2 separate regions of the Mus musculus genome follow, and region 2 is linked to region 1. A link is a loop called in an ENCODE intact Hi-C map of the cell type or tissue named here. Cell type or tissue: left cerebral cortex. All regions are shown on one strand. Links, peaks and the distances in the headings refer to the core of each region. The heading gives the core; the rest is flanking DNA.

Region 1 (11,567 bases), core at 1,333-9,332:
CAATAGAAGTGAGCAGAGATTTCCTAGAATTCCATTGGGTCTACACAATCACAGTCCCATCTATGATATGCATCCTCTAACACATGGTGCATTAGTTAGCATTTCCTTACTTTCTAGTAATATATACACTAGATTCAAGTTGATTTTTTACCTGTTCCAGTCCTGAAATATTCTTCTCTTTGTCAATTAGCCATGCTCTTTTTATTAGAGAACAGCATTTGAAAGCTAAGATCTGAATGTTTGTTTTGCTTTTTGGTGCTGGGGCATCTGTTTCTAGCCCCTGTGTGCAGACAGAGAAGCAGGGCAGCTTTCATTACATTGCACCTCCTACATGCCAGACAAGATATAGGCACTATATATCATTTTATCTTCTCAAGGCAGTTTTATAGAGGTAGGGTTTATTAGACTCGTTTTACAGAGAAAGTAAGAGACTCCAATTACATACTATAGAACAAGGAGGAGAAAGAGCTACTGATAGAAGGTAGGTCTCTGGCCAGCAAATCACTTTAATTTTCCTTCAAATCAATAGGAATAGCCAGTTTTTATCTACTGCCCATTCTGTGTTCCTTTTTTCCTATTCTTTGCTTATTATTCTTTGCCATTATCCATTCCTTCTATTGTGCCCTACAGAGATTTGGTCTATATTGGTTAAATTCAGTCTGTAGAACTAATATCATCTTTTAAGTAGGTTTTAGTTCAATTATTAATCTTGTTATAAGATACACACTAAGAAATACCCTTCACAAAAAAAAGCATTTATAATTCTTTATTCATCAATATTCATCATATTGTACCAGTTCCAGTTTCAGGTGCTGGGTAGAATGATTAGTAAATTCCCCAAAAGTCCCACCTTCACAGAGCTTATGGTCTAGTTCTGAACAAAAGCTAACAGAGGTGAAAGATAGTAAGGGAATTCAATAGTTTATTTGATGCCCTGTGATAAAGTCAAGTAAAGAAGGGGCTGAGAAGAACTGGAGAGACTAAATTTTCAGTGAGCTGGTAAGGATCAATATGATAGCTGATGAAGGATGACTTGAGAATACCTGCATGAATAAATGAAGGAAGGGCACTGTGTCCAGAGAGAAAAACTGAGCCATGACTGTTCATGATTTTTGGAAATATAGAGTGAAAGGACCGAGAAATGAAAGCCGGGAGTGAGGCTAGCCTGGTCTACAAAGTGAGTTCCAGGACAGCCAGGGCTATACAGAGAAACCCTGTCTGGAAAAACCAAAAGAGAGAGAGATAGAGAGAGAGGGAGAAGTGTAACACACATGGAACTTTTAAAGCAGTTACAAAGGACGTGGCTTTTCCTATTCATAGTATGGATGATTATTTATTTATCTATACATTTATTTATTTATTGTTTGTTTGTTTGTTTGTTTGTTTGTTTGTTTTTCGAGACAGGGTTTCTCTGTATAGCCCTGGCTGTCCTGGAACTCACTCTGTAGACCAGGCTGGCCTCAAACTCAGAAATCTGCCTGCCTCTGCCTCCCAAGTGCTGGGGATTAAAGGTGTGCACGGCACGGAAGGTTTATAGAGTGCTTTCAATAGAGATATTACATGATATTTCTTTATAGAGAAAAATAAGACAAGATTGAGCCCAAGAGAATTGGGCATGGCTTGATATGATTCAACGATAATTTGGAACTACTTAGTAAATTGAGAGACAGAGGAAGATCGTCAAGATTCAGAGATACAACTTGAGTGAAGAAGATTTTCTTCATTATCAAGAACGGTCACAATTCAAAGCTCTTGCTCTGAAAGAGTGGAAAGAGGAGTTACTACTGTTTTAGGAAATGTTTTGAAACAGTAACTTCTCAGCTCAGGTTTGTATATGGTGGGTACTAGATCCACATGGACTTACACGATACAGCCTTTGTGAGCATCGAGGGTCCAGACATACATATATTTTTGAGCTTCCTTTTGGCAGACCTCAGTGTGTCAAAGCCACGATTAGCCTTTGTGTGGAGAAGAGACTGCATGAGAAGGCTGGGCAGTCTGAAATAGCAACATCAAAATGAGAAATTCAGGGGCTGAGAAGCTCACTCAGGAGTCAAAAGGCTTGTCACTTCTGTGTTAGGATTGGAGTTTGGATCTTGCCCAATGTAAATGCTCCATGTGTCTGAGCCCTTCTGGAATCCCAGCATGAAAATATTGAGACAGGAAGGTCCCCAAAGCAAGCCGCATCAGGGTCTCAGTGAGAGACCATGCATTACTAGATAGATAAACATGAGGCTGGGGATGTTTCCTGACATAAATGGCCAGTGTACACACACACACACACACACACACACACACACACACACACACGAGAGAGAGAGAGAGAGAGAGAGAGAGAGAGAGAGAGAGAGAGAGAGGGAGAGAGAGAGGGGAGAGAGAGAGAGAGAGAGAGAGAGAGAGAGAGAGAGAGAGAGAAAGAGAAAGAGAGAATGAAAGAGAGAGGAAGGGGAGGGGAGGGGGACAGGAAGGGGGAGGGAGGGAGAGACAGACACACAGAGAGAGGAATGTAAAAATAAAAACAAAACAACAAATATATTTTTTAAATTATGAAAGAATAATTCCATAAGAATCTATCAGCATTTGTGAAAACCCACCTGGAATCATCCAACTGTAAAGATATTAGTATGCTAAAAATGTACTTTCCATCTTCCTTCTGTACTACAATTTAATGGTCAACACAAAGCAAACCCAATAGTGATTTTGAAGGTCCTTTTTGCCCTTTTACCCTACAGGTCTTCTGAACATAAAGTATGGTTTCTGACTTAGTCTTTCTGTTGGAATCCACCGTGTGCCAAGGCATGTGTCTCTGTCCTTGTGTGTTTGTGTGCCTTTTCCTTGGCCCCTTTTCTTTTCTTGGCTTTGTCTCTTTTCTCTTATTTTGGTTTGTTTGTTTTGATTTTATCCTTTTATTTTATTTTGTTGTATTTGAGTATTTTTTAGATGCCTGATTTCTAATGAGAAAGAGAGAGAGAGAGAAAAGAGTGTAGATTTGAGCAGGAGGGGAGGTGGGAAAGATCTGGAAGGAGCTGAGGGAGGGAAAACCATAATCAGAATATATTATATGGAAAAAAATCAATTTTGAATCAATAAAACAAAAAAAATTGCTTTATTTTTCTCAACAACAGGACTTGATGATAATTTTGCATTTATCCCAAGCCCACTTTGTGTGCTGATGAGCATTTGTGTTTTCTGACTCCTCGGGTCTGAGTTGCGTTCTGCCTTTCCTAGGATCGGCTCTCACTTAAAAGGCTTCCTTCAGGAAGGTCTTCAGATGGTCAGCTAAACAGCTAATTAAAGGAGCAATTGCCAGGTAAGGTGGGACCTCGTGCACAGCCACCAACCATGGGTTGATAAAGGTGCAAATCTTGATGGGGAGAAAGAATGGTCTCATCAGAGTTTGCTACAGGGAGGTGATGAATCTTTCTTAGCGCCATGGCAACCACAAAAGGAGGGTCCATTTCTGTGATCACTTATGCTGGATATATGAGAAAAGTTCACATACATTCTTTAAAAAAAAAAAAAAAACCTTTTAAAAAGATTTATGTGTGCTAGTGTTTTGCTTGCATGTGTGGATGCTTTTTCCACATAAATGGGGGATCAATGTAAATGTGCCTAGAAGGGTTTGGAAGTCCCATCAAATGTTCCTAAAATGCCTGACAAGAACAGTGTCTTCTTCTTTTGTGAACTTCAGGAGGACTCGACAATCATGAAATTAAGACACTGCTGGCCTTTGGACTTGGAAGAGACATTTATTACTTAAGCCTGGTTTCATTAAAACAACTAACTACGTTGTTGTAAAAGGGGAGCATCAATGAAAGCCTTTACTCATCGCCTTTTCACGCACATATGTACCATCTACCTGCATACCTGACGCCTGCAGAGGTAAGAAGAGGGAGGTAGTTGGTTGGGAGCCACCCTGGGAATGCTGGGAGCCTAACCCAGGTCCTCAGCCAAGACAACAAAGTGCTCTTTACCACTGAGCCACTTCTCCAGCCCCTCACATTTATATTCTTCAAATATGCCTGTAGGCTTTCTCATTCCCTTTTGATTTCTGTTTTTAAAAATTAGCAAGCTTCCAGGAGGCTAATCCCCCTTAATTCTCATGTGGTTTAAATTAAATCTTAGCCTGGACATAAGCTGTGAATACTTTTATAAACCAGGAGCTTGGAGGGTAGATACAATTTTAAATTGAACTTTTTAATTTGTTTCCTGGCAATGTCTTTTTTTTTTTTTTTTTCTTTTTCTGGGCCTGAGGAATTTGACAGTGCCAAGAGTTGTGAATCAGTCCAGATCTCAACCAGATCTCAACCAAAACTGGCATGATGGGAAACAAATGGCCTTTGGAATACAAATGATGGAGGTCAGGGACTTGTTTTCTCATCTTCTGGAATGACTTTTGGAGTATGTGTATCAGGAAGTTGAGAAGGTTGAAAAAAAAAAAAAAGCCGAGTAAGGGATAAAATAGAGGGTTCATTTGAAAAATGGCTAAAAGAAAAATGCATTATGTTTAAATGTCTTTTCTACAAAAATTACAAATCATGAGCTGGAGCACAGACTGTGTTGCCATCCCTAGTGGAGAGGTAGATTCACGACAGCAGGAGCGCCGGGAATACATTTCCGTGGACTCCTTATGACTCAGAGTTGTTCATGTTAATTCTGTAATCCCTAAAAAGATCAACTCTATTTCTTTCCTTGGGGGAGTATTTTCAGATGGCTGTTAAAAGGCTTTCTTTTTCTTTCTTTCTCTTTCAACTGCTGGAGAGCAACTAGAAACAAATCTGTTCTTTCAAATAAATGTTCTGCCCATATGTTATTTTTCATGGGAAGCGATGGAAGTGTGAAGTCCTCTATTCTGCCTGCAGTCTTGCTCTGCCTGCCCAACCCCCACCCCACCATATGTAACACATCTTGAGAGAAGGGGAGGGAGGCTGAAAACAGTCCCTTGATCATTTGTGTGTGTGTTATTTGTGTGTTTTTCTAAAACAGAAATGTGGGGGAGGTTACTCATACAAAGAGTAGATGACCACCTCAGCTATTATAGAGAGTGTCCGAGGGAAGGGAATGAGCACTAGAAACAGCAACAACAACAACAACAAAAAACCATGTGATGGTTGTGAACATGAACTACAGTCCTTATATTTTCATTTGGTGGAAGATAGACATGCCAAGGGCTTCAGAAAAAAAAGAAAGTTGTGCATCTATTTGTGGTACCACCACCCACCTGTGTAATTTAAGAAGTTTCCCTGAATAAAGAGGAATGTACAGTGTACTTATGGATAATAATAAATAATCCATGGGCCAGACTGAGCGGAGTTGACCAGAGTAAGGGGGCCAGGCCAACTGGAGTGAGCTGGGTTGACCGGAGTGAGCAGAGGTCCTAAATTCAATTCCCAACAACCACATGAAGGTTCACAACCATCTGTACAGTCACAGTGTACTCATATACATACATACATACATACATACATACATACATACATACATACATACATACATACAGTGTTAATGGGTGAATTTAATAAAACCATTCCAGAAAAGTGATGCGGATATAGTAGGTGTTTAATGCACGTTAGTTTATTTCCTCTCAATCTTTCATAAGCAAAAAAAAAATCTAGTTTCTGTTTATGATTTATGGATTCTCAGCCAAGGCAATGAACAGATCCAGTGCATGTTGGACACTAAAAGCTTTACAGAAAATGTGTTCCCTGCTAGAAAGTTACCTTACGTTGATTTCTTTTAGCAAAACTTCCATACAGCTTGAAAACTTGGGCGTTTAAGTACAGACTGGTATTTTAGGAAAATTTAACCCCAGGTCAAATGTTTTACGTTGGGAAAATAGTCTTTGATGTTTGAAAGGGCCTGAGTGTTATGCCTAGAGCCAAATGTGTGGGATAGTTCACCCTTGCGAATTGAAACATCAAAAAAGATTTGCATTAATTTCCTGCAAACCAAATATGTAGAGTTTCATGCAGCTTTAATTGAAATGTAATAACTGTTTACAGACTTGACTGCACCATCTCCACAGAGTAATTGCCTTTCCACCCCGAGCAAATGGGGGTAATGTAAATGTGCCTAGAAGGGCTTGGAAGTTCCATCAAATGTTTCTAAAATGACTATTATGACTTCTCTTCTTTCCTGAACTCAATAAGAATTGGACTATTATGAAATCGAGACACTGCTGGCCTTGGACGTCAGAAGAGACCTTTACTACTTAAGCCTGGGCTCATTAAAACATGAAACTGTGTGGTTGTAAAAGAGAGCATCAATAAAAAGCAGCCACTTACTGCCTTTGCATACGCTCTGCACTGAGTTTAACAAGGAAGACGCACCTCGGCTGTTTATTCACAGTCTCTGTGTTCTCATCTGACATGGAGAACTGGTCAACTTGAAGTACTCTGTTGCAATGGGTCCTTTGAGACAATGCTAAGGAATCCTTTCAATGGAGAAAATGAAGAGCTCTTCCGCTCAATGCAGTGGAAAAGACAGCTCTTTTCTCTTAAGCAAAACAAAAAATAAAAACAATGAATATTTCAGATACAGCTCAATAAAAGAGAAGGAAGTTTTTGATTCCCCAATGCAAGGGCTTTAGAATATACTCAAAAGTGATAAGACTACCCAGTCTGCTTTTCTGATGTTGCACTAAAACTGATGTGTTAGAATGGCGGGTCATGTCTCAACAGCACACTAGACCAAGACAGTTCCACGTGGAAGAGGTTTTATTGGGAGAGAGAGAGAAAGTGGTGGAAGAAAGAGAAGAAGAGAGAGAGTGAGGGAGGGGCGTTCTCCTTATTTACATGGAAAATGACATAACGCAGGTAAAGATGGGATGTGAGCCAAGTAGATGCTGGGAATATGTTGTAGGTCGCGTAGTTGCCTATGTGATGTCATAGGGTTGGGAGGTCCTGATGCCAATATACCTCCCTTCTTGTTATTGTAAATAGAAGGAAAGAAAAAGAGAGGGGGAGCCGGGCGGTGGTGGCACACACCTTTAATACCAGCACTTGGGAGGCAGTGGCAGGCAGATTTCTGAGTTCGAGGCCAGCCTGTTCTACAAAGTGAGTTCCAGGTCCGCCAGGGCTATACAGAGAAACCCTGTCTCGAAAAAACAAAACAAAGCAAAGCAAAACAAAACAAAACAAAATAACAAAAAAAAAAAAGAGAAAGAGAGAGAGAGAAAGAAAAAGAGAGGGGAGAAGCTGATGGTGAAAAGGGAACAAGGGTGTCATGTCTCAGCAGCTGCTTCCTGCTGTCTAGGGCCGTTGTTCATTTTGGGGTGTAGGAAGGAAAATGTTTATGTTTCTACTCAGAGTTTTGGGGTACACCTATAAATAGAATTGATACAGACAGAATAAAAGGAGAAGAACGTGTTTATGTGCTTAAATGTTATACGTTATTGGTACCTCTGAGGAAGGGAAGACCTAAAGAAGATGAGCAATTTGAATTTTTATGTGTTGAATATTTTGTTTTATTTATATTATGAATATTCCTATTAAAATATATTATTTGTTACAATATAGATATAATATTATATTTATATTTATGGTATGTTTCATTTACACTATAATCTAAATATTATACATATATTTAAAAATTATATGTAATTTATATAAATGTGTATTGTATATTTAGTTATATGAGAAGAAGTAGGAATTGTGAAAACATAACCAAGGCTAGTGAATTGTTGAGAAGTATCCATAAAAATAAAGCCAGCTTACCAGGGTTTTCTCTAAGCAATTCTGTCCACCTTGACTCTCAATCCCTGGTGATAAGATGGCTGCCTTCCATACAGGACTTTATTGGACCTAATAGATTTTTAAAAACATTTTTCAGCTCAAAATAATCCTCATAGCCAAAGGGTATATTTTAAGAGAGTGTATTCTGCTGTCTTTCTGTCTATATTACAAGTTCTGAAAAACAGTAGCTTTCAGCAGTGGTTCTCAGCAAAGGTTAATTATGTCCCTTGGAAGGTGGGAGGTGGAATTGTGGGTCATGTGTCAATACTGATGACATCTGTGGTTGTCATAATGAGTGGAATGCTGCCTAGAGATGCTGCTAAGTACAGGGAAATGCAACCCCACAACTTGATCCAAAATGTCCTCCAGGCCAAAGTAGAAAAAGCATTTCTTAAATATTGTTCATTTCTATTTATTTGTATAGGAAGACTAAAAAAATTTTTTCAGATAATTTTAAGAGCTTTTGGAGTAAAGAAAATTCAATAAATGTCTACTGTTTTAACATGAAAACTATTTCCTATGGATAATATGTTTATCACACTAAGTTTCAGTATAAAACAGGGAAAAGTTAGTGTTGTTAATTGGCTCAGCAAAATTTAATGTAAGGGATTAAAACCAAGCATATGCCCAATGGTCAATTTAACGGTACCTTCCCCAAAGATCAGGGGATCTTATAATCAGCTTCCTAACTGAAGTCCTCAGCATCACTCCCTGGAAGATTAAGTGTTGATTTGATCATGTGAAACTCCAAAGTTATAAAGTTCTCTGTATCAGTGATATTCTAAATGTGTGACTGTATAAACCTTTTCTAATTGTTGAATTCAGCTGGCCCGGGGTGGGGGTGGGGTGGGGGTGGTGAGCGTAGGAAGACAACGTGAGGCTTGACAGAAGAATTTGTATTCAACTTCATTGCAATCTCTCCCTCTCTCTGGGATTAATTAGAGCGGAGGATTTCATTTGAAAGCATTCTTTCCCTTATTTTGCAGGTTTCAGTTAATGAATTCTGAAGAAATGTCCTCAGTTTTAGTGTTTGCTGCATACATCTACTCAGTACTACTAGTATGAGGAAGAGGAGGGAGGGGAAGAAAGCACGTTTTAAAAGGACACAGATACTTACACCCAACCATTGGACTGAAGTCAGGGACCCCTATGGAGGAATTGGGGGAAAGACTGAAGGGTCTGAAGGTGATGGCAACCCCATAAGAAGACCAGCATTCTCAACTAACCCTGACCCCTGGATGCTCCCAGAGTCTGAGCCACCAACCAAGCATACACAGGCTGGTCTGAGGCCCCTGACATACATAGCAGGGAGTTGCCTGGTCTGGCCTCAGTGAGAAAGATATGCCTGATCCTCAAGAGACTTGAGGCCCCAGGGGAGGGGGATACCCAGGATGGAGGACCACCTTCTTGGAGGTAAGGGGGAGGAGGAATTGAATGAGGAACCAGGGAGGAGGTTAGGGAAGGGGGTAATGACCAGAGTGTAAATAAATAAAATAATTAATTAAAAACCATGCACATAATAGCTTTCGTTGCTGACCCCTGTCCATCCCATTAAGAAGAATGTATAAGAAGCACCTACCAGTTTTTGCTTATTTTTCTTGACTCTATTACTGTTACTGTGGAGTATGAGGTGTGTTCATGATGTGTGTAAGTGGCACACATATCATGGCTCACATCATGATGTCAGAAGCACAACTTTATGAAATTGAGTCTCTCCATCTACCTTCATATGGGTCTTGGAACTCAGACTCCAGTCACCAGGTTACACAGTGCCTTTACCCAGGAGCCAACTTGTCAGCTCCTGATTTTAAAGTCTGACATTTATTCTAATCATATGTTAAATTTGAGTCAAGTGGCATTTACTATGGAGTTTCAACATTAATGCTCAAAAATGTTAACTTTTTATGATTAAAAATTGCTAAATTCTGGTGACTTATCACTAGGAAAAATGATGAGACGGGCAGTCTTTTAATGTGACTTTAAATAATCTTTAGAAATATGATGTATGCAATAGTTGGAACTTCAGCTTATCCTAATTCAAATTTCTTGAAAACCATTACGTCTTTCTGATTACTAAAATTTCCACCATCAGGACCTTATCCACCCCATCCTCCATACACTCTTACTGTGAAATATTTCTATATTGTTTTAAATATCCCAGAGAAAATGTATTTCAGTGCACGTTACTAAGTTCTGCCAACGTTTTATGCAGTTGGTTTGTTTTGGCTCATGTTAACATGAATATCCTTCTTCTAAGCCTGCTGATTATCTCTCCAATGTAATTCCTCATGATGCTTCCTGATACTATAGTGGTCAGAATCTGCATGAACAAAGGACTTCCCTGGAGTGCCACACACTCCAGGTCCTGTTCTGGGACAACCCACATGGCAGAAAATCTTTTTTTCCTTCTTTTTTTTATTGGGTGTTTATTTCATTTACATTTCCAATGCTATCCCAAAAGTCCCCCACATGCTCCCCCACCAACTCCCCCAACCACCCACTCCCACTTCTTGGCCCCTGTAATGAGGCATATAAAGTTTGCATGACTAATGGGCCTCTCTTTCCCTTGATGGCTGACTAGGCCATCTTTTGATACATATGCAGCTAGAGACACGAGCTCCAGGGGGATACTGGTTAGTTCATATTGTTGTTCCACCTATAGGATTGCAGATCCCTTTAGCTCCTTGAATACTTTCTCTAGCTCCTCCATTGGGGGCCCTGTGATCCATCCAATAGCTGACTGTAAGCATCCACTTCTGTGTTTGCTAGGCCCTGGCATAGTCTCACAAGAGACAGCTATATCAGGGTCCTTTCAGCAAAATCTTGCTAGTGTATGCAATGGTGTCAGCATTTGGATGCTGATTATGGGATGGATACCCGGATATGGCAGTCTCTAGATGGTCCATCCTTTCGTCACAGCTCCAAACTTTGTCTCTGTAACTCCTTCCATGGGTGTTTTGTTCCCAATTCTAAGAAGGTGCAAAGTGTCCACACTTTGGTCTTCGTTCTTCTTGAGTTTCATGCGTTTAGCAAATTCTATCTTATATCTTGGGTATCCAAAGTTTCTGGGCTAAAATCCACTTATCAGTGAGTACATATTGTGTGAGTTCTTTTGTGATTGGGTTACCTCACTCAGGATGATGCCCTCCAGGTCCATCCATTTGCCTAGGAATTTCATAAATTACCCAGCCTGCTTTCTTGGCATCATTTTGGTTTTGTCTTTAGATAGGTGTTCCTAAAGAAGCCAGTCCCTAAACTCTAGCCTTCCTTTCTCTGCTGCGGACGTTTCTGTTGTTTTGCACAGTAGTGGTGGTTGTGCCCATAACACTGGGTCTGCTGGAATAAAACCTACTGATACTCATTGTGGTACCATTAAACCTGAGAATCACAAGGAGAAAAGTTACTATAACCACAGGCTTTTCCACCTGTTCCCCAGTTCCTGAATTCAGAGGCCTATTATTTATAAATAAATGCCTAGGTCATGAGCTAAGCTTGTTACCAGACTAACTCCTAACTCAATTAGCCCTTTTATATTATGCTATGTCTGCCACATGGCTGGTCACCTGTAGAACAACTAATTTATGCTTATCCTTAACTAGCTTACAAACACATGAGACTCAGACTATGGTTATTTTATTTGCCCTTGACAATTCCTGGGGGTAACCCCTAATCTACTTTTCTAACTGCTGCACTGGCTACCTCCCCAGCAGTGCACCCCAGATACTTGCAGTTTCTCCTGGCCCTGAGCTCATGGTCTATCTCCCCTCATGGTGGCTTCCTCCTCTCTCCTCATTCTTCTTCCTTCTCTCCCTCCCTCCTCCAACCAGGTCAGTC
Region 2 (11,567 bases), core at 1,454-9,453, 350 kb before region 1:
GGGTTGCTCCTCCCACAGCCTGCTTGTTTCCAGAGCTTTACAGTGGAGCCACAAAACAGGAGGGTTCTATGGGGGTAAAAATCCGCCTGTTCTGGGCTGTGGCAATTTGCAAGTCCGTGGTATTCGTCCCTTTAACAACTTCCTGCAATGACATTTCTGTCAGGATGATGGGCAAATATGTGGTCAAGGCTTTAAATGCCAGATCCACACAGTTCATTGTTTTTACTAGCTCGCCTCCAGGAGTGGACCTTGATACCCACAAGAAGAATTTAATTAATTAGGCTGTGCTATGTATCTGAGTGCTTTTCCACATTTCTCTATTGTCTCATTTGCAACAAAGGTGCAAATCGCGGCCTTTGACATTTCCGCTGGAAGGAGCTCTCTCAGAGAACTTCATGAAACCAACCTCACCACTCTGGAACCGTGCAAGGAAAACCAGTGTTTTAAAACCATGGTAGACTTGAACACGTACTTCCCTTGCATGACATGAAACACAGAGACAACATACTTACATGGTTCAGGCCAATGAGAACAAATTCCTATCTGTCAAAACCACACAGGCAAACAAGAAGAGCCAGCCCACAAGTTGTCTTTAGTGTGACCGGAGGAACAACAGTATTTTACTCTAGTCTGTATAGTAAAAGTTACTCTTAAAACTCAGTATCACCAGACACTATGGTTTGGACATTGCTGTCTCTGGTCCTTTAAAGAAGGCTAAGGAAAGGTTCTCCATTCTCTTTTAGAAAAGATGAGATAATATTGGATTGCATGGATATCTGCTTAGACACATAGCCACTTTCTGAAAAGAAGAGAAGAGAAGAAAAGAAAGAGGGTATCAGGTTATGTCTTCTTGTGGGAAGTGCTCGTGTCCCACTTTCTGTGGCTTCGGCTGGGCTCTAGTCCCAGGATGCTCTCTCCATATCCGGGCCTCTTGCTCATGCGCTCCCCAGTTCTTTCTTGTCCATAGTGAGAGACTCAGGGCTGGATCCATCCACAGGGAGCTTTGATGAGAGGCAGGTTTTACATCTTTGAGAATGTCTGCTAGGATTGTTTTGGAACCTGTTGAAGAATGAGGCGAAACAACAAAACAGAGCCACAAGGTAAAAGACGGGAGCCAGAACACACAGGGTGAGCATCCAGTCTTGAGACTACATTTAAAGTCCCAGATCCGCATGCGGCTAAATTCAACTTGTTTCTGGCGTTTGCGCCTAACCCGTAGCAGCCATTTCTTTGTCGCAGGCAGTTTTAGTTGGGTCTGTTTCATTTATAGCCGCTCAGTCTGATTACTAGCCCGGGTGATAGATAGAGCACCTTCTCATTTAAGTTTCACAAAACTCCTTTTACAGAACGGAAGCAGGTTAAGAAAGGGGCAGGCACATGCATGAAGGTCCTTCTAGGAAGAGCAGCAGATCTAGGTCTCAAACTCATTTATGCTTTATTCTAAAATTCCAGGCTCAGCCTACGGGAGTCAGCTAAGCCAGGCCGTTCAGTAACAGCCAGCAGCTTGCATAGCTTGAAGGGTAATTCATTAATTCTTCGAGTGTTTCTCGAAATGCGTTTTGATCTTATTTGCCTGGTCTCCTATCTCTTTTCAGACCAGTCCTCAATTCCCTACCCACGGACACTTTTTTTTTTTTTTTTAATTTTATCTATCAGGACCAATTTGTGCTGTCCAAATAGTCTTGGATATCTGGAGAGTAGCCACTGGAGAGTGGACTACTTTAGGGGGCGGGGTTGGGGGGGGGGAGGGCGCTACATTCTTAAAGAAAAGGACTCTGTTTTCAGGTTTCAACAGCAGTTGACAGACAGTTGCACTGCTGGTCCCAAATGGTTTATTACTAAGCATACTCAGTCTTAGGGGCGGAGTCCTCTCTGCCCCTTCTTCCCCAGCAGGCGCCTTCTCTCCTCTTTCTGGTCTACATTCTGAGTAGCAGGCATTTTAAACAGAAGTTTCCTCAGTAGCTTTTGCCTCCTCAGGATACCTGTCATCTACGGAGGAGGAAACTCCATCGTTAGTACCAATCGTTAGGCTGGGGACTCCACAGATCAGGCTTGGGGACAAGAGTGTGGTCTATAAACCCGATTGAAGAGGTTTTTATTTTCCATGATAAAGTGCAAACAAGGAGACATTAGCTTGACCCCGTTCCCTCCCTGGGTGTGTGCAAGTTTTATAGAGCACAGAGTTCTGTCTTGAAAATGGAAGAGAAGAAGGTAAACACTAGCCTGGGAACTGAGGTGCTGGCTCCAGCTGGGAGGTCAGCTGTGCACCCATGACACCCGAAAGCTGTGATGTGGTAGATAACAACCCCCCACTGCCTGCCACAGCTGAGCTCCTCCCAAGAAGGTGCAGCTCAGCTCCGTGAGACCCAGGAAATGGGTCACTCAGCCACCTTCTTTGTCCCTCTCAGCCTCTTGTTGAAATCCTTGGGGGATGTTTTTGAGAGAGTAAGACGTTCCTTGGAGTTTTGTGAATTGCAAAATGTTCAAAAACAGACAAAGGAAAAGTCACAAGCTTTTTGCATAGAAGGCAGCTGCTTTGTGGACCTGTGGGGTTAGGTAAAGAGATGAGGGGAGACTGGGGCCAGGTGTGCAAACAGTCCAGTCCTCAAAAGCAGTAAATGTAAGTGAAGTGACGGACCTCCCCAGATACTGAGATTTCTGAGAGCTGACTGTCCTCTTCAAAGGGCGAAGCTGAGCAGCCTGGGAATGGCTTTTAGGCTATACATTCATAAGCTTTTCAATGAGCTCTGTCGACAGTGTATCTCTTCCAAGGATATATACCCTTGATAAGGAGTAAAATCTTGCTCCCACTCTCAGGGAGCCAAATCTAATATTAGTTCCTTGTGTCTGAGATCTGGAATGGGTAGGGAGATTAAGAATGATTTCTGTAGGTCTCGTAAAACCAAAGCATTCACTTTTTTTTTTCTTCAATGAGTTGCAAAAGTCCCTCTATTTTGCTACCTAGGAGCCAGCACTCGCTGCTTTCTCAGAGGGCGTGAGTTTCAGTTCTAGCATCCTTACAACCAACCAGGCAGGTGACCTGTCCTCTCTCCAGAAGCATCTTTGGCTCTTAGGGTGTGTAGGCATGTCTCCAAGGCAGGTCAGTTCTCACCCATAGAGAGGGGTATGATATAGCAAGTGGAGAGTAGATTCTTAGGATAGAAATAAGTCTGGGTAGACGTGGTCCACACTGAGGCATCAGCACTAAGTCCTAGCAGATGCTTAAAAAAAAAAAAAAGATTCTGGAGATGTTTGTCGAAGTCTTGAAGACTGAGTTGTTCAAAGAAGAGAACTGCAAAGGCCACTGTAGACCCTTCATATTAAAAACAAAAACAAAATAACTGTCTGTTCAGGTACCCACCATATGTATATGGTAGTGTTCAAGATTCAAAGCTCTGTAAAAGCCCATAGTTTCTTTCAGAGATGAAACAGAAAAAAAAATGCAAATATAGATACTTAAACACACCACACATGCAGGTAGTGCATAGTCTCCTCTTTTTACCAGACAGGTCAATCCAATGCCTATTTACTCTGAGTCATTTAACTAACAATGATGTATGGGGCAAAGCCAATACTTTTCAGACATGGTGCCAGGCATGGAACAAATAATCAGAGCACATCGTTTGTCTTGGAGATGGTCTTGACTTCATAAACACACAAGGGAGGAAATGACCAGCTCTCTCCAGATAGAAGATGTGCCAGGAAATCTTCCCAGAGAAGGTGGAACCTGTGCAGGGGGCATAGAGGTGGTGGTGGTAGTCGTCATGAGATCGTCTTTGTAGAACAGGGCACTAGCTTGACCTAAGGCTCCTTCAGGCCTGCTGCATCTGCATAGTTTGTAATTCACTAGTGCCGACTGAAAGGGAGACGTGATGTGGTATGAATTCATGATCTGACAGCCTCCAAATCATGCATGATTTTAAATGTCTGTGCTTTGGGGATCGGGATGCACCTTAGCCTGTAGAGTGCTAGGATAGTATACACAAACTCTTGGGTTAGTTCTCCAGGACTGTATCCATCTGGCATGGGTACCTCTGAAATCCCAGCACTAGGAGGTTGAAGCAAGAGGGTTAGAAGTTCAAAGCCATCCTCAGCTGTGTAGTGAATCTGAGAGTACCCTGAGCTACCTGGGACCCTGTCTCAAAAGAAGGAGAGAAAAGAGAAAGAAATGTTTTACCTTTCATTTTGAGGAAAAGAACTTTACTCAGCCTGAAACCCCAAACTCATAAACACATAACAGCAGAGAACAGGGTTCTTGGAATTAAAGCACCGGGTGAGGGGGCAGACCGGGTTTTCGTGACGCACACACATGTAGAGCTTATGCTGTAGGAATCCACTTTACAAACAAATGATCCAGAATAATACAGAATAATAATACAGAATAATACAGAAACTAGCAATTTTGAGGGAAAGAAAGAAAGAAAGAAAAAGGAAAGAAAAAAGAAAAAAAGAAAAAAAAAAGAAAGCTCTTCTAGCTTCAGTTTTCAAACGCTTTCTTTTGAGAGCCCATTAGTCATAAAGGTGTTTCCATAGCAAATGTGTGTGGGATGCTCTCAGCATTGCTGGCAATGGTTCAAGGGAACCTCTATCATTACTCCCCCCCCCCCCCCCAGCAGTGTGGCTCATAAGTCCACAGCGCTATTCCACCTTTCCGGTAGGACAAGGTTTAAGGACCTGAAAAAAAGGCAAGGTGAAGACCTGGAGGAGGAGCACAAACCAAGTAACAAAGGGAAGATAAAAGTGGAAATAACAGCTCAGTGTGAATAATAGGAATGCAAATGGTGCTGCTAAAATAGGAAGGAACATTACTTTCCTAAAATGCAAAGCAAAGGAAAAATTGTAGTAACGAAGCGTTTTGCCTGGTGAGATTGTACACTGCGCACACCTCTCCAAAGTGTAGCCACCTACTCGAAGTTTCCCCAGCGTGAGGCTGGCAGGCTGTGAACTTGGTGACTCATTTTAAGAAGGTTTACTACAGAGTTCCAATCTTCTTTAAAAAATAAAAAATAAAAAAAATATCTTTCATGTTTCCTTCCAGTAGCTGCCCTGCTGATGGTCCAAAAATACTCACTGGAGCTAGGAAGAAAAACAAATAACTAGTAAGTGTATGCAAAGATGTCTGGGATTTATTGTTTGGTTAAAAAATATGATGGAAAAATGTATCTGGTTAAAAAATTATGGTGGAAAAAATATATCTGATATGCCAATCTGCATCTAAGAAAAGAAGTAATCAGAATATAAATGTTTTAAATAAAAATACTGTAGGGAAAGTTTATTTATGGGGATGTGAGGAAGTGGGGGAGAAGAGATAGAATTAGAAACCAGAGTCTGACTATAGTTTGTTTTCATTTTGAATTCAAATGCTGTGAATGTTTAATGTGATTATAAAAAAAATTAAGTGTAAAACAAAGTCGTCTTTAAGAAAATTGAAAGCTGAAAAGACTCAACGGGGACCAGATTCTCAAATTGGTGTCACGATCATAGCTAGGAGTTACTGCTCACAGCTAGGAGTTACTGTGATAACATAGTCTATAGAGACAACCTCAGGAAAGAAATATCCTTAACTGTTACGGGAATGTGAATTAGTATAACTGATATGAAAGGACAGCTTGAAGGGTCCTTACAAGACTACAAGGAGAAATAGCTTTTAGCCCAGCAATCTCCTGGCTGTCTTGTACCCAAAGGAAGGGAAATCAGCACATCAAATAAACCTAGCTCTCTTGTGTTTATTCCCCTGCCTTTCACAATAGCAAGATTCAGAGTCAACTTAGATGCCCATCACAGTGATAAAGATGTAGATACACATTGGTATATATGCTTCAGCCTTAAAAAGGACAAAATCCTGACACTTGTGGCCTTGTAAATGAGGTCAAATTATATATATAATTATGTTAAGCAAAAGAAACTTGACACAGAGGGACAAAAGTCACACTCCAAGGCAAGTTTGATTCACAGAATTTCATTCACTGAATTGATTCATAGAAAAAAAAAAAAACAAAACAAAGTAGAGTTGGTGTTATCAGAACAGGAAAAGCCCAGGATGATATTAATGGGAAAATTATAGCTGCATAGAAGGAGTAAGGGCTAGAGAGATGGCTCAGCGGTTAAGAGCACTGACTGCTCTTCCAGAGGTCCTGAGTTCAAATCCCAACAACCACATGGTGGCTCACAACCATCTGTAATGGAATCTGATGCCCTCTTCTGGGGTGTCTGAAGATAGAGATGGTGACTCACATAAAATAAATACATTTTTCAAAAAGGGAGTAGGTACAGTTGTTCTGTTGTCCTGTATGGGTCCAATAGACCACAATGATTTACTGTATATTCTGAAAAATCTAGAAGAAAAAAAATTTAATTAATTTTAGGTCAGCACCCTCATGTATATGTACCCCAACACTCTACTCTCAGGCACTCTTCTCCCATTCCAGCTGGTTTTCTTTTAGAAGAGAGAGTTTTGAATGTGCTCTTCACAAGAAAATGGAAATGGTGGGGGGTGAGAGTTTTGTCACTTATTCTGAGTTGTTCATACAATGCACCATAAAAATGTTTAGCAAAACATAATTGTCGTAATAGGAAAAGCATTAAGGAGATCTTTAGGCCTCTACACCCCTTCCATCTTTTCTTCTTTCCTTCTTGCATCTCCCTCCCTCTGTCTCACACTCTTTCTGACTGCTGGCATGCTATGGGGGTAAAACAGATGAACTAGGATTTTTGGCATAGAAGATTTAAGACCAAAGTCAAATCCTGCAGTCTGCGGGTTTGCAGTATGCTAGTCATTACCAAGTGTCACTGAGACAGATCTTAATCTAGAAAAATATTGATTCCCTAGACCTTCCCACAAAGGGGATTTTTGAAATCACAACAGGCAGCTGAGAGGAGAAGCCATAGCGTTTGTTCATTTCCAAGGGTCAGAACTCAGCGTCGACTAGAGTCTTTACCGTGTTCCCCACTCAAAGGGACTAGAGTTGCTTGTCGGGGGTGGGGTGGGGTGGGGTGGGGGTTGAGGGTGGGGGACTGTTCACAGACATGGAGGCTGGAGTTATGTAGCAGGAACTTAGAATCATTGATCATAGCAAGGGTAGAGAGGCGATGAACAACATGTGGGTTATATCTATAACTGAGCTGACTAGGTAGACTGGACATTCCATATGCGGTAATGTAATAACGGTGAGGAGCTGACGCATGTCAAACACATTTACATCGATAGGTGTTAACACAGACACACAGACACACACACAGACATACACACACACACACACACAGAGAGAGAGAGAGAGAGAGAGAGAGAGAGAGAGAGAGAGAGAGAAACTAACACAACCCTTCTAAACTGGACTGTTGGGGATCTTTAGGTGCTGTCAGGGAAGCAACTCCCAAGTGTAGAATCTAGAAATGAAGTGGGAAAGACTCCATGCGAATTCCCTTTCCTACGCAGGTCACTATAGGCAAACCAGATAGCAAGTGTCTTCCTCAAAAAACAAAGTGAATTTAGATGATTAGGGGATCAAGAACCTATTAGGGGACTGCATAGTTATCAGAACTTTGTCTTACTGTTTATTGTCTTTAGTGATGACAAGAAATCATGGATCTATTTAAAAGGAAACTCTTCTTCTCTTTCACAAATGTGTATATGCGTGTGTGCATGTGTACTTACACATCTCTTTAGGTATTTGTATAATGATACAAAGTCCTTGTTTAACTTCAGTATAATCTAGTTATGTGGAGGGTGAGGATCTAGATAAGGATGGAAATAAAACAGAACTAACTTGGGACTTCAAATTACTGAGGCTTATAAATGGTGTTTATGTTATTCTGTGTGTGTGTGTGTGTGTGTGTGTGTGTGTGTGCATTTTTGAAAAATTCCACTTAGAAATGTTTTTGAATCATCCAATCAATGGTTCTGTTCTTTTCTGGGCCCTGTAATCTAACAGTCCTGTTTCCCACTGCCCTTGTGTGGTCACATGAGAAGCTCTGGAAACATGCTTAGAAACAAACAAGCCTGCTACTGTGGTGGGCAGTGTTTCTCTAGAACTCTTCAAAAGTTTTTGTCCTGGATAAACACTGGACAGAGGGAGAGATGAATTCTTTACAGTGTTCGAGCCCCGAGCTGGTAGTGTCTTGGCAGGCGTGAGCTTTTGGACATCTGATGTCTGGAGCATTAGAAGAGCTTTGCGCCTGTTGCTCCCCTCTTCTAGCAGGAAGAATTGTCAGAAACAGCATCTCATTCATGGCGTGCTGGGGTCTCCTGACTGATTACACCCTCACTGTAGGAAGACTGACTGCTAGGGATTTAGCAATTAGCTCGTGACTAAACTTTATTCCGCAAGCATTTGAAATTTCTTTATCAACCAAACTCAGTTTCAAAAAATTGCACGGAGTTACTCCAAAAATATTTCTGGTTATTCTTAAGTTTTTTTTTCTTTCTTTTTGTGTAATCTTTCATTTGCAATACATTTTTATATGACTTCATTGGTATTTCCCCACCATTGTTTAAATCTTAAATGAAACAACTATTTGTGCCTTTGGCCTCTTGAATTTAGTCTTTCTTCCTTCTGACATCTTTTCAATTTCTTTATAATTTTCTTCTAATTTTCATGTGTTTGTGGTTTGGGGGTTGTTCAGTGTGTGTGTCTCTGTGTGTGTGTCTGTGTGTGACTGTGTGTGTGTGGTTGTGAATGTATGTGTCTGTGTGTGGGTGTCTGTATGTGTGTGTATCTATGTGTATGTTTGTGCATGTGTCTATGTATTTGTGTGTTTGTGTCTATGTGTGTCTGTGTGTGTATCTATGTGTGTGTGTCTGTGTCTTTGTGTATGTCCCTGTGTTTTTGTTTGTCTGTGCCTATGTGTCTGTGTCTTTGTCTCTGTATGTGTCTATGAATGTGTGTCTTTTTATATGTGTCTTGTATGTGTGTCTGTGTATATGTGTGTCTGTGTGAGTCTGTGTGTGTCTGTGTGTTTCTGTGTGTCTGTGTGTATGGGTGTCTGTGTGTCTATTCATCCAACTCTAGGGACCCTTTTGTTCCTTCTTCCCCAGAACTCGGGTAAAGATCCCAACTGTTTATATGGGTGCTGGAAATCAGAACTTGGGTCGTTATTCTCTCTCTCTCTCTCTCTCTCTCTCTCTCTCTCTCTCTCTCTCTCTCTCTCTCATCTCTTACTGACTGAGGCATCTCCTTAGTCTCTCCTCTAACTCTCATGTGATTTCAAGCTTGTGTTTCTTTTAAAAAGGTTTCTCTTCCTGCAGAAAGAATTCCTTCTTATATTTTGCTAGTTTCGTTTTTATAAAGCATCTAACATCTGATTCTTGTTTCATGGATACTTACTGCTACCGAATGTTGTTCTCTAAGTGCACTGCTCCTGTCTTTTCTTCTTGCAGCGCTAGAGATGGAACCTGATGCCTTTTGCATGTTAGGCAATCACTTTACCACCCAAAGGGTTTTCTTCTGCTGTCAGTTTCCTCTGCATTTTGCTTTTCCTTTCTATGTTGGAAGCTTCCTTTAAATATCTGCTGACCCATGGGATTCTCTAAATAGCTGACTGAATATTGTATGGAGACGCTAAAAGAAAAATTATTTTGATGCAGGGTCTTACTTTATAGCATGGGTCTAGCCTCAGACTTGCTGAGATCGTCTGGCCTCAATCTCCTGAGTGTGAGGCGAGGTCTTACTGAGCTCTTGGTTTTCTAGGGAGTAAGTATTTACTGGAGGCTTCTAAGGGTGGTATTACAAACGCACACCCATTTGCTATGACTTAGTTATTACAAACGCACACCCATTTGCTATGACTTAGGCATAACTGAGTCAGAGGAGGTAATCCAGAACCTCAAAATGCATGAATGATAATGGATTCACGTAACAGCAGCGCACCTACTGGCCATACTCAGCTCTCTTGGTTCTCATGGATGATGATAACACTATCTCAGAGAGGACCTCTCCATCTCTGCTATTGGATGAAATGGATTAAGAATCCTGTTGCTACCTAGGGTGGTGGCACACGACAACGCCAGTATATAGAGTCAAAGGCAAGTGGATTTCTGTGATTTTAAGACCAGATCAGTAGACAAAGCTCGTTTCAGGGCAGTGTTACAGGGAAACCCTAGCTTGGGGGCAGGGCAGAGCAGGGCAGTGCAGGGAAAGAAATCCTCCTGAAATAGTTGAAGGGATTCACAAATCTTGGAATGGAGATTTCATTTGATGTATCCACTGTGCACAGAACTTTTCAAATTTCATGTTGCAGACCTCTCCTTTCCTGTGTCTTTAGGCAATCACCAAGCTCCAGGCAGAGAGAGGATTTTCAGGGTCTGGTACTATCGCACTCAGACTTCATGCCTGTGTATATGTTTAATTTCCCTTTAATTCTTTTAGTAGCATCATAAAAGGAAACAAAATAAACAGTGAGTTTAATCTATTCTGTTTTAACTGGAAGTTTTACTTTTAACCTCGTAAGGTTTTGGAACATAATTAGCTTTGACTGCAGAGTTTATCAGCATTTATAGGTTTCTCAAAAGCAAAATGAAGGGCACATTCATTTTCTTATGCTTCGCCAACTACAAATTTGGGATCATTTGAAATTTTAATTCCAAATTATAATAAAATAATAACTTTAGACTCCGCATCAGTGATTTAAAATGATTTAAACTGAAGTGTGCCTTTATTTATTTTTTTTCTTATATGGAATATTTTCTTCTCTTGGCTTCTCACTTTTATTGGGACATGCATTTCAGTGCATGTTGACTCAGATTTTAAGATCTTGTCTGCCGTGACAATGGGGATGAGACAGAGACCGTGCTAGGAGTAGGCCTGAATTCCAGATGGTCTTATGGGTACCACTTGGAGTCTTTGATGGACCATGAGTATTTGCTCTGAGCCACGGTTTATTGCTGTAGTTTCTGGGCTAACTGTTCTTTTTCTCACTTACCTCAGTGCACAGAGGGACCGTTTGGTAGACCAGCATACTCACGCTAAACGCACTGTGCCAATTAGTCCTAGAAAGAATTTGTCCTTGACCTTCCTGCCTGAAGCTCCACTCCCCATCCATCCACTCCAAGCTGCTTGCCTCTGTGTCTCTCTGTCTGTGCAGCTTCCTGTGTTTCACAAATCCCTCTTTCCAGGAAGTTTCACGACTGTTTTTTTTTTTTTTTTTTTCAACATCTCTATTGTTAACACCATTCCTTCTAATTTCCAATACTGTTTTGAATTTGTGTATTTATTTGATTGCATCAGAGTAATTGGGATAGGTAAAGATGTTTGTTCAGTCTGCCTTTTGCTCCCTTCTGAACAGAGACAGACAGACAGACAGACAGACAGACAGACAGACACACACACACACACACTCATAATATCATTACTTACCAATTTGTCTAGAATTGTCTCTTGTTGCAAAGGATATTATATTTTGGTATGTTTTGGGTCTTCCCCTGGCCCTCTACCTTCCTATCTCTATCCCTCTCTTCCTTTTTTGAGGCAAGGTTTGGAAGTCAGGATGCAGACTTGCAACCTCCTTCCTCAGCCTTTTGAGTGCTAGATGCACATTGTACCCTCTCACACTCAGCTTTATAATTCTCCTTAGGG

Evidence for each region. A loop is a pair of places that touch in the nucleus more often than their neighbours do. Peaks named below come from ENCODE experiments on the same cell type or tissue, not always from the same donor. Only the 100,000 strongest peaks of a DNase experiment are listed, where the experiment ranks them.
Region 2: it touches region 1 in a loop (14-fold over the local background); 3 of 42 quality-filtered maps call a loop at or near these places.

The regions. Positions count from the first base shown.
Region 1 is chr10:97,073,497-97,085,063 of GRCm38, forward strand. No RefSeq gene overlaps it. Among named protein-coding and RNA genes, the nearest start is that of 4930556N09Rik, 44 kb to the left of the region's middle. In left cerebral cortex, for the core only: a CTCF peak has its summit at 4,568; DNase peaks (open chromatin) are centred at 4,647 and 4,822.
Region 2 is chr10:96,722,749-96,734,315 of GRCm38, forward strand. Gm33897 (a long non-coding RNA gene) reads left to right here. Exons shown (of 3, transcript XR_871979.1): 3 at 5,039-5,176. Among named protein-coding and RNA genes, the nearest start is that of Gm33897, 13 kb to the left of the region's middle. In left cerebral cortex, for the core only: a CTCF peak has its summit at 6,178 (motif pointing left); a DNase peak (open chromatin) is centred at 4,874.